Linked DNA regions of Homo sapiens: regions 2 and 3 are each linked to region 1. The links are chromatin contacts, found by Hi-C or POLR2A ChIA-PET in ENCODE. All regions are on one chromosome and are shown on one strand. Each heading gives the region's core, a stretch centred on a gene start or an enhancer-like site at or near the end of the contact. The rest is flanking DNA. Distances are from core to core; before and after follow the strand shown.

What was found. Hi-C counts contacts between places; a loop is a spot of excess contacts on that map. ChIA-PET counts read pairs that join two places held with the same protein, here RNA polymerase II (POLR2A). Pooled maps may share reads with other maps.
Region 2: a map of Right ventricle myocardium inferior shows a loop between it and region 1 (6-fold over the local background). The contact joins two enhancer-like sites. A Hi-C loop is called at or near these places in 2 of 168 maps with a recorded cell type or tissue (Right ventricle myocardium inferior and dorsolateral prefrontal cortex) and 4 of 50 pooled maps.
Region 3: a loop to region 1 is called in a map of posterior cingulate gyrus, with 4 times the contacts of the local background. The contact joins two enhancer-like sites. A Hi-C loop is called at or near these places in 1 of 168 maps with a recorded cell type or tissue (posterior cingulate gyrus) and 5 of 50 pooled maps. POLR2A ChIA-PET finds 5 or more read pairs at or near these places in 1 of 52 experiments (HEK293).

Annotation. Positions count from the first base shown.
Region 1 is chr6:164,150,610-164,154,297 of GRCh38, reverse strand. No RefSeq gene overlaps it. Among named protein-coding and RNA genes, the nearest start is that of MEAT6, 670 kb to the left of the region's middle. Within about 2 kb of position 2,300, at least 7 of the 41 ENCODE cell types and tissues checked have a DNase peak (open chromatin) inside an H3K27ac peak, as active enhancers do; they include dorsolateral prefrontal cortex, where a contact is called at or near this core.
Region 2 is chr6:163,421,275-163,424,841 of GRCh38, reverse strand. All of the region lies in intron 1 of QKI (QKI, KH domain containing RNA binding), which reads right to left. Among named protein-coding and RNA genes, the nearest start is that of QKI, 8.3 kb to the right of the region's middle. RefSeq lists a silencer at 1,421-1,665. Within about 2 kb of position 1,726, at least 8 of the 41 ENCODE cell types and tissues checked have a DNase peak (open chromatin) inside an H3K27ac peak, as active enhancers do; they include dorsolateral prefrontal cortex, where a contact is called at or near this core.
Region 3 is chr6:164,926,375-164,930,045 of GRCh38, reverse strand. No RefSeq gene overlaps it. Among named protein-coding and RNA genes, the nearest start is that of MEAT6, 110 kb to the right of the region's middle. Within about 2 kb of position 2,310, at least 2 of the 41 ENCODE cell types and tissues checked have a DNase peak (open chromatin) inside an H3K27ac peak, as active enhancers do.

The sequences.
Region 1 (3,688 bases), core at 1,051-3,550:
AAAGCAATTCTGAGCAAAAAGAATAAAAGCATCAGGTATTATATTACCTGACTTCAAATTATACAACTAAAGGAATTTGATTGTGTCTCCTTCTCTAAAGAACATACATAGTAAACAAATGTATAGGTTCTCTAACACTCTACCAATATGAAACTATCAGTCTTAAGTTATAATTGTTTGACTTTCTTTTTAAACCCAAATCATTTAATTCATTTAGATTGAAAATCCTATTTATCACTTTAAAAAATACCTCCTTTCAGTTTTCTTTAGTGGTACACTATACTCTTAGAAAATAGTGAACCCTAACCTCAAGTAGAGAGGAGCACAAGGAGATGACAATTTAAAAACTAATAATAAATAAAACCCTCTGCTCCTGTGTGGGAAGCCAGGAAGAACTGCACAAGAGCTTCCATTGAGAAGATACCCTTTGCACTTTAAAAAAAATGCTGCAAAATGCTTATCTGCAGGTGAAGGAAGAAAATCGAGTGATATAATTTTCTTTCAAATTAATGGCAAGTAAAGGCTTTCTGTTTCTATACAGATTTGACTTCTCCTTGAAAATATGTAGCCAATAGCAGGAAGACAAGGAGGCGGGGAGTTATAGACAGCCCAGTTTGAGATTCGGTGCAAGTCAGGGTTTGCAAGATTTTCTGGCAGAGCTTGAAACACCATTTATACCCAGTGTGACACAAGTACAAGTTTCACTGAAAATATAGTGTCAGTAATCAACAGTGAAATATTAAATTATGGCTTGGGGCTGAGCAGGGACTCTTTATCAATTTTATTACTTTGGGAAATGTACATACACACACATTAATATTTCGCAGGCCCTTCTCCAAAAAAATGTCCAGCAATGAGAAATATGTAAGATCAAAAAATAACTTTGACACAAGGATATTTCTGGACAACAGAATCAACCTAACATTTTCTAACCTGCCATTAAGGTGTGGTTCATTCATCTACATTAGAAATAAGAGCTTGGATAATGAGATATTCCCTCAATGAGATGTGAACTGAGTAAATCTCATTCAAGATGTAATTTGAATGTAATGTCTTGTCCCTAAAATAAACTAAGCATTGTAAAAAGTTTAATGGTACACAGTGAATCAGGAAAACGCAGAAAGTGCCAAAAAAATGTTTATTCCCAACAAAAGCATCTCTCTATTTACTGTGACATGTTGTCAGAAGAGCTGAGCTCATTATGATATTTCCGTGTATGATCACAACACGGGCTTTCTCTCAACTTGCTGAGCTAGTCCTGATTGCTCTTTTGCATCAGTTTTTAAACCATTTTACCAAGTATCCATGCTTCAAAGTCAACACTTCCATGTTTAAGAGGGATCTAGCTTCTCCTGGCACAAAGTTTGGTATTTTAAAAGAAGGGACTTTATTATCCAAGGCAGAGATTCCTGAAGAACAGGTCTAGTACCATCATTTGAACAGAAAAACTCATCATCCTTCTGTGGGTGGGGTGAGCCACATGCCTTGTGGTTTCACTTAATTACTGTGCAGGAATTGTGCTCTGGGGCCAAGCTACGGGTGCATTTTGCTTTTCGTTGCAATCTTAACAGGAAATAAAGTCTGTGGACCTAAAAAATTGTGCCCGCCATTAATGAGCTCTATCTATGTCTCACAGAGGCAAGCCATGCAAACACTGGGTATCATTGAGGTACAGGGGATTTTTCACTGTGAGTACACGGTCATGATTAAGTGGGCAGGCTTTGGAATCTTTGGATTTGAATCTCAGGGCCACCACTTACTACATGCATGTGGATAGGTCTATCAACTTTTAGGATTTTAATTTTCTTACCTATAAAATGAGGCTTATATACCTACATATAGCAGGGCTATATAAATGAAAGAAAATGATGTATTTAAAGTAGCTAGTACTGTGATTATTATATGATTCTCAATACATGATGATCAATTTTTATTATTAAAATGCGCCCAAGATAAATTTGCATATTTTCAATAATAACTTGGAAGCCAAGTGTGTGTTTGTATATAAAATATACTTTAACAAGAAATCTTTCATAATTCAGAGATCATAATAAATTTTGATAGATATTATCAATCTTTCAAGTAGGAGGTGCTTGTCTATTCCGTTTTACAGATGGAGAACCTGAAGCACAAAAAGTGAATTTCCTGATATCACAAAAGAAAGTTTTCTTTTAGTGTTTTTAATAATAAAATGAGGTCCAAGGTTGAAGTTAAAGAACGTGTTAAGTTGTATCACAACCAAAGCAGACACACCGGTTTTGACCTGCGCTAGTTCAGTCCCTGCTTCGCTGAAAGGGTCGGCCTCCTCTTTTGAAGACAGGCGTTGCTTCGGATTTGCAAAGATTCAGAAACAGTCAAGGACAGCGCCTTCCTGAAAAACAGCCGCAGCATTTAGCGCCAGATTGTGAAGACAGAGGAGGAAAATTACCTTTAGCAAACCTAACTATCTGCATGACATTCTGCATGCATAAACAGATAAACTGTTAGTTGAGAAACCAGAGTTTCTTCTAACAAATGAATTAATATAGCTGTTTAATTCGTCTCCTTGTTCTATAAATACAAGCAGCTATGAAGAATGTGTCCAGTGTCTGCCGTGGTGGCTTCTGTGTGCGCGTGTGTTCTTTCTCATGCGCTTCCTTGGTGGCAGGGTGCCCGGGGACTGTGGAGGGACATCCTGACTGCCTCCCACTTCTCCTCCCCAGAACGCTTCACTGTTTCTGCTGAAATCCCTCTATTTAAAGGTGAGATAATCAGCTTTTGTTCCATTGGCTTGGATTAAAGACAACCTCTGAGCTAAAAACAAAGCTAGCCCTAGGCTGGGGGGCGGTCAGCCTCTGTATTTGCTAGCAAAGAAAAGGACTTTTTTAAAATTCTTTTTCCAGGACTGAAAATTCTCATGCCCTAGAAACCACAGAAGTAGAACTTCAAGTGTTTCCCAAAGACAAATATCCCTATTAAGAAGGGGACAGGACTTTGGCAGCCATCTGCAAACTGTGGCGGGCAATTTGGCTCCAGCAGCCATCCTGCCTTGTAAAGAGAGAGCAAACAATCCCTTTGTCCACAGCCCCTGGGCTTGCCTGGGCACCCCAGGCAGGAAGTGCTCTTTCAGCCCCCACTCTCCCTTCCATCAAAGCCTTCTTTTTCAACATAGTGCTTTCCTGATCATATTATCTGACTGCTCTAGTGAAACAGCCTTCCCTGTCCACCGCAAGGAGGAATACCGAGCCGTGGCAAGACCACCTCCATGCTCTGCCCTCAAAGAGCAAAGGGCCAGACACCAGCATGGATGGCTCGTAACTGGGGTGTGTGTATAGAGAAGGTGCCCAAGGGTGAAAGGAGCTAATAGTGAGTAGAACTAGTACAAATTGGATTTAACCTCACACAAAGCCATTGAAAATATCATGGTTGTATGAAATCTCTGCAGTTTTTACACATTCCCTAAAATATAAAATGAAAAAACTGGTGAGATGATTGGATGACCTCAAACTTTCCAGTTCATCTCTGTCTTTACATGTGAATTGTATTCAATTCCTTCCTTCTGTGTTAAAAGAAGCCTGGAAAGCCCTCCACACCCTGGTGGACAGGGTGGATGGTCTTCCCACGGAGACAGCTGACAGCCACCCCACCAGCCAGGCTCTGCCACCCTAGAAAGAGGGCCTGGAAATGTGCAGGTCTGGGTTTCTTGATT
Region 2 (3,567 bases), core at 477-2,976, 730 kb after region 1:
CTGGCTAACATGGTGAAACCCTGTCTCTACTAAAATACAGCAATTAGCCGGGTGTGGAGGTGCACGCCTGTAATCCCAGCTACTCGGGAGGCTGAGGCAGGAGAATCACTTGAACCTGGGAGACAGAGGTTGCAGTGAGCCAAGATCCAGTGCTTTGGCAACAGAGAAAGACTCACACAAAATTAAAAAAAAAAAAAAAATTAAAAACCAAGCAGTGATGCTGCTACTTTATAGTATGAGAGGCTCTTCTGAATACCCATCAACTTCAGAGTATTTGGATTTGAGGTTGGCAGGGCAGTTGATAATTTCATTCACAGATGAAGAAGCTTGAGGTTCAGAGACATTAGTTATCTCACCCAAGATCACCAAACCAGTTAATTGCGGAGTCATGATTAGATCCCAGGTCTATAGTACAAGAATGCTTACCACTTCATCACAGGGTCTCATTAGCATATGCACAAAAACATAAATTCATTTCATCTTTATGCTGGCTCACGCATGTGCAGGCACACACATACAGAGTTAAAACTTGAATACTCTCATGATAATGGCATCACTGCAACCACGGTGGAATCAGCGACAATAGACAATTAGATGCGGTTTCAGGGTAATTTTTTTGATCCCAGTTTGAAATTTTTTTTTCTTAAAAAAATGTATTCACCTGCCATGTAACAACTGTATCAAAGGGATATAATTGCTGTAACATAGCAAAGAACTGTGGCTTACATTTAATTTGTTTGAATTATTTGAAATGAGCAATCATCCCCCAGATGCTGGCATCAGGAATACGATATAGTAGCTACCTGGTGGCTATCTGGTGCAGCACCGTTTCCATTCAATTCATAACCATCCACCTCCTGGGTGTCACTCTTCAGTTATCTACCTGATATATCATTGGGCTGTTTACCCCAGGCTGATCTAAAACTGATACAAGTATACATTCCTAACTTGAATCACTTAGCAATAGCATACTTCTCTATTAAATCACCCAGCCAAAAATGTTTCCTCTTGAGTAGTAAAAATAATAGCAGCAACAATTTTTACATTATTCAAAAAACTGAGGCTCTAGCCTTTGCTTACAAAGAAGTGAATGAGCTGAAATCCTCTAAAAATGGCTTTCTCACTTTTAGCCTCTTAATTAGAAAGTTATCGTTAAAAATAAATTCTAGTTCTAAGAATCTGACCATCATTTGTTCAAAACCAGCATATCACAGAATTAGCAAAAAATCATTTGGTTTGTCTTCTTTACCTTCACAACTTGAGGCAACAGCAGCAGATTTTTAGCATATGGAAATATTCCAGGTTTTTCCCTCCAGTTCCCCTTGTGGAGAGGCACGCCACAAAATGGAACAGAGGGCAGAAGTGAGTGTCTTGCTCTAGCTCTGCTGCCCACTTGTCTTTGCACCTATGAAATGAACATATACTCCCAACTCTCAGGTCCCCTGCAGCTCTAAAACACAATTCTCTGATATAATCTGCAAAGTAAGTTTGAGACCCTGTAAAACTATGACATTGAAGAGTTTACAAAAAAGGTTCCAAATTTTATTTGTTTTTGAGATGGAATCTCGCTCTGTCACCCAGGCTGGAGTGCAGTGGCGCAATCTCCTCTCCCTGCAACCGCCGCCTACCAGGTTCAAGCGATTCTTCTGCTTCAGCCTCCCAAGTAGCTGGCACTGTAGGCACACTCTACCATGCCCGGCTAATTTTTAGCAGAGACAGGGTTTCACCATATTGGCCAGGCTAGTCTCGAAATCTTGACCTCGTGATCCACCTGCCTCGGCCTCCCAAAGTGCTGGGATTACAGGCATGAGCCACCTCACCAGGCTCGGTTTCAAATTTTAAAATTGCATGTTTGTTTTCTTACTATGCATTTCCCTAATTCTACTCTTAAAATGTATTATTTTTTGTTTGTTTTTTCCTATATATTTCAAACTATAAAATCAGCTTAAAAACCAAGGGCTCCCCAATGATTTGCTACTGACCAGGAGATCAGGCCCAGTCTCTACAATGACCTCTCCTGCACTAAAGCAAAAGCGAGGTGCTTACTTAAGGCCAGCTACTTATTCAATCCCGGGGCCAACCTTTCTCAGCTGGAACTTAACCAGCCCCAGTACTCACAAAGCCCAGCTCACATTCACTGCATGTCTTCACTTACAGATATAAATGCCTGCACACACATGCCCTTTACTTACATTGTGACCATTATGTGGAGCCACTTTATGGATGTAACTGCATTTTGATGTTTTATTTTTTAAGACAGGGTCTCACTGTTGCCCAAGGTGGAGCGCAGTAGCATGATCATAACACTGCAGCCTTGACCTCCTGGGCTCAAGCAATCCTCGCTCCTTAGCGTCCCAAGTAGCTGGGACTACAGGCACACACCACCACATCCGACTAATTATGTTCTTTCCGATACTTCAATATCTGCTTATCTGCTAAGCAGAATATGACACATTCTGCTTATAATAAATAATGTGATATAAATCTTACAATCGATTCATTTCCCCAGCCTCAAAATTTAGTTCTACAAAAATATTAGACTAATACATGAAGCAACTTTATGAACATAATTTATTTTGTTAGACTTGATAGGATTGCCGGATTTTCAAACTAGAGTTTCCGCATCAAGAAACTGAAGACGAAAACATTAAGTGCAGTCCTTTTCTTGCTAATTGTAAGAATTCTAGATAAATCACTTCTGCAATATATTTTTTAAAAATTCATCACAGATTTTCAAACACTGTTACTGCTAAAGCACAGTAATAAACAGTTTAGAGCTTGGTGGCTCACGCCTGTAATCCCAGCACTTTGGGAGGCCGAGGCGGTCAGATCATGGGGTCAAGAGCCGAGGCGGTCAGATCATGGGGTCAAGAGTTCAAGATCAGCCTGGCCAACATGGTGAAACCCCGTCTCTACTAAAAATACAAAAATTAGCCGGGCGTGGTGGCGGGCGCCTGTAATCCCAGCTACTCGGGAGGCTGAGGGAGGAGAACTGTTTGAACCCAGGAGGCAGAGGTTGCAGTGAGCCGAGAGCACGCCACTGCATTCCAGCCTGGGTGACAGAGCGAGACTCCAACTGAAAAAAAAAAAAGAAAAAAGAAATAAAAGAGCTTAGTTTCAGCTAAGTGAAAACTTCAATTTATCAGTTTTCTAAGTAATGGCACTGTTTAAAATTAAAAGACACACCTGTGTTTAAAAACATAGCTATTTGTGTTAAATGACAATCAGCCACATATGATTATACTCAGCTTTCTTTTAAACTAAAATCACTCAATCAAATACAGTCGTTATCCTGAACACACCAAAGCAGCACTTAGGGACAAGAAATCATTCCTATCTATTGTGCCCTGCATGGAGTACAAGAACTATATATGTGGGGACTTTTAAAAGGGTAACTAACGGGGTGGGGAGTTTACCTATATAATTCCATAAATGCCAAAATTTTCCAAGAGCTGAGATGAGCACTGGTAGTTTTTCTCTGCTTATGAATTGATACCCTTTGGTATAAGGACTGACAAGAAACTATACTATTTAAGTAAAGCAATTTTATCTTCCTAAATCTCCTTC
Region 3 (3,671 bases), core at 1,061-3,560, 780 kb before region 1:
TGATATTTTCTTGTACCTGGTTATGCCAGATGCTCAACAAATTTAAGTTAAACGGAATAACAGCTACAACACTGAGCAACTGTACCGTTCTTAACTGCTTTCTGGATACACGCTTATCTTAGCTTTATAACTGACGTTTGAGAGGAGCTCTGCCGCCATTTCCCTTACCATAGAGATGAGGAAACTGGGGCCAGAGAGATTAATGAGTCCTCCAAGGTCACTCAGCAGCGGAAAGGACAGCTTAACGCTCACTGTCTTGTGTTCTGATTGGAGAATCAGACTAGAGCCAGACCGCGCCTTCCCACAACCCTGTCAGCCTGGAGCCATCTTGACCCAGAAGGACCTCAGGAGAAGGGAGAAAATAGGAGTTAGGCTTTTTTTAGCCCTAGTATGCACATTAAGCAGAAAATGAGGACTTAAAGAAAGAAAACTGAGCCTGGCATGTTCCGGAATATGAAGGCAGCATTGTGGTGCTCTTCTGCAGCGAAGACAGTGCATATCACAGTGCAGACAGGCGTAGAAACAGTCCTAGCCCGTGCTTGCCTGTTTGCAAGAAAACAAATGCCATACAACATGGAAAAACTACACCTTTCTCGCAGTGTCCATTCCAGAAATGTGCAGCTGTGTTCATTGCTTAATTATTCTATCGGGAGAGGGTAGCATTGTGACTAAATCCTGGCCCTTTTTACTAAATGTTTCTCTTTAACTCCTCAGCTGGGAAGAGAGCTCAATGCATCCACCACATTCATCATGCGTTCGACACAGCACTGCCTGGCTGGTCTGCCCTGGCCAACTGGGTCTCCTCCGTGATTTTGTGTCCTTGCTAATGATGAGGGGTGTGCAGTCCTAGTCTTGCTGGCTCAGCCCCAGGGGATATTTAGCAATCCATCTTATCCCTTTCTCATGCAGAGGACATCTAACTGATGTAACTTATTTTTATGACATTAATTTTAGAATATATTTTTTTCTGTTCTAATATAAATATTCATTGGCCAATAATTCAGGAAAAATAAACAATAAACCAGGATAAATGCACAAAATAAAAAAGTGAGCCCACTAAATATATTATTGGAAATATCTATACAAACACTAGAAACGAGGATGATTTGACGTCTAGGTATTTATGAGCTCTTAAAACATTGTTTTCCAGGGGAGGCCTACGCCTGCCTACCTCCTGTTTTACACAGGGAATAGTGGTGTTCTATCTGTGAAACTCTTAGTGTTGGTTCTCTCAGCTCACCCTGTTGGATGGTATCGCAACATTAAAATATCTGTGTCTTCCATGAAAAGACCTCAAATGTATTCCTTTCTCCCCTTCACACAGCCATGAATGCAGCTCAGGAAGCAAGGGGACTTGCAGCCTCATCCCACTGTAATTATTCCACTGGCTTCCAGAGCGTCCTGAGGTTTGCAGGCTCTTTACAGATAGGTTGCTTCCATTTCTCATGCAGTGTGATCCAGCAGCACACCCAACAAGGCTGTGAAGGCAGCTCAGGGCTCGCAGCATCTCCAGTGCTCCACCACAGTCCCGCCTGCGTCGGTAAAACTGCTTAAGGCAGCGCTAATTAATGTCTCCTGCTTATCCTGCACTCCCCTCGCAGGGTATCGGGTCTCAGAATCGACTTCCTGGACTTGTATTCATTCACAATCCAAATTAGCTTAATGCACGACAGAAATCTCATCTCGACCTAGAGGTAGCAGTGAGTCTCTAGGGAGAAATCAAATACTGAGTCAATTTAAAAAAATAAAATAAAATTAGACCTACCGCATCAAATTTATTTCCAGCACCCTTGAGATGGGAAGGAGAGGAGGGGAGGCAGTGACTCTTGGTTCCTGAGAGAAGCTGTGTGTGCACACTTGGAAAAGCAGCTGCCGAACGCATTCCTGGATTTTAACTAAATTACGTTAGTGTCAAAATGCAACGTATGCATTTATTGACAGCATAGGGACAAAGAAAACAAATCGTAAAGCAACAATTTTAGATAATTACCTCAAATTTATCGCCAGTTCTGTCTCCTAGTTTCCCCCTCCGTCTCATGCCTATATTGTTTAAATGTATCAGTTGGTTAGTTCAAATAAAGCACCAAGGCATATTCAACATACCACCTGTGCTCAGGATATATTTCCCTGAGTTCCTGCCAGTCTTTGGCACGTCTGCTGCTGGAAATGAATCAGAATACAGGGAGAGGGCTAATTGACAGGTCTATGGATGCCGAAGGTAAGCTGCGACCTAAAATGAGAACTGTTCCCTTAATGAGAGACAGCAGAAGCAAGTGTGTGGCCGGGCACGCCCGTGCCTCGCCGCGGCCAGCAGATGGCAGCAGAGCCTTGGAAGCCGGCGGGCACCAGGCTCTGTTGAAAATGCACTCCTTCATTTCCATTCATCTTCACTTGTCAGAGTCTTATAAGTGCTTTCTGTAGAACTGACCCTGAAATTGCATCATTTAATCTATAATCATATATTGCCAACATTTCTCCCTTTTACCGCTTATCAATGACATTAATTCAGAGGAAACAGGGACCACTGATAGCTTTAGGCAACTCTGCAAAAAGGAGATATTCCTAACAGGCAGATACACTGCCAGGGACAGCCAGCTTGCCCGAAATAAGGAAATGCATTTTAACAGAAACGGGGGAGCATATGAAAAAAATCATTCACACTTTGTATTTCTTTCTTTCTTTGCTTTTCTTTAGCACACTTTACTTTGCACTCAAACCCGATTTTTGATTTAAGGTTCATTTGCTTAAACAACCAGTTGAATATTTCCCCATATTTAATAAGATTATTTTTTATGTAACATTTTAAAATATTCTTTCTCCAGGATATATAATCAGAAATTGATGTCTAGGATAGAATTTCACATGGTAAAAACTAGGCCCTGTAATACCCCAATTACTTTCAGCAATATCTTAGTGGTCTGATGATTGAAAAGTAGAGGCGTTTCTGGGAAATGAAAAGATTCTGTAGGAGTGATGACTGTCAGCATACATAGATTTAATTCTTTAGAGCTACACTGATGAAATGAAGAAAATACATTATTTTTCTTCTCAAACCTCTCAAAATTTCTCGGAGAGTAAAAGAATGCTTTGCTTATTAGAAAGATTGTCATGATCTGCCAAGACTCTAGATGGTACTATGGATTCACCCTGTCATTTCTATACTAACATTTGTTAAGATTCTTCTTTTTATCCACTTTTTAGGGTGTATGGGATACTTGCATGAGAAAATACACAGAAAAGAGCAGATATAAAGAATAAAAGGCAATGTAAGTTAAATCATGAGAAATTGACAGTGTCTGAAGATGATGAGATAGACGTGTGTCTAATTTTAGACCCCATAGTTAGATTGACTTTTAACTGAGTATAACAGTCAAAAATGTTCTAGAAGTACTTAATGGCATCAAGCTGCCACATTAACGTATTACGCTGAACTGAAAGGAGGTTTTCCTCAAACTCATCAGCAAATAGAAGGAGGCACCATTTGTCAGGAAGCAGGCGCCAGACTCTTCTCTCTGTATCTTGTGTGTGAACGTGTGGTGTAGGCATGTGAGAGTGTGTGTGTGGTGTTGTGAGCTTGTGTTATATGTGTGTGTATGCATGTGTGAGTGTATGATGTTCTGTGTAAATGTGTGGTGCAGGTATATGTGAGTGTGTGTGTGAGTGTGTAGTGT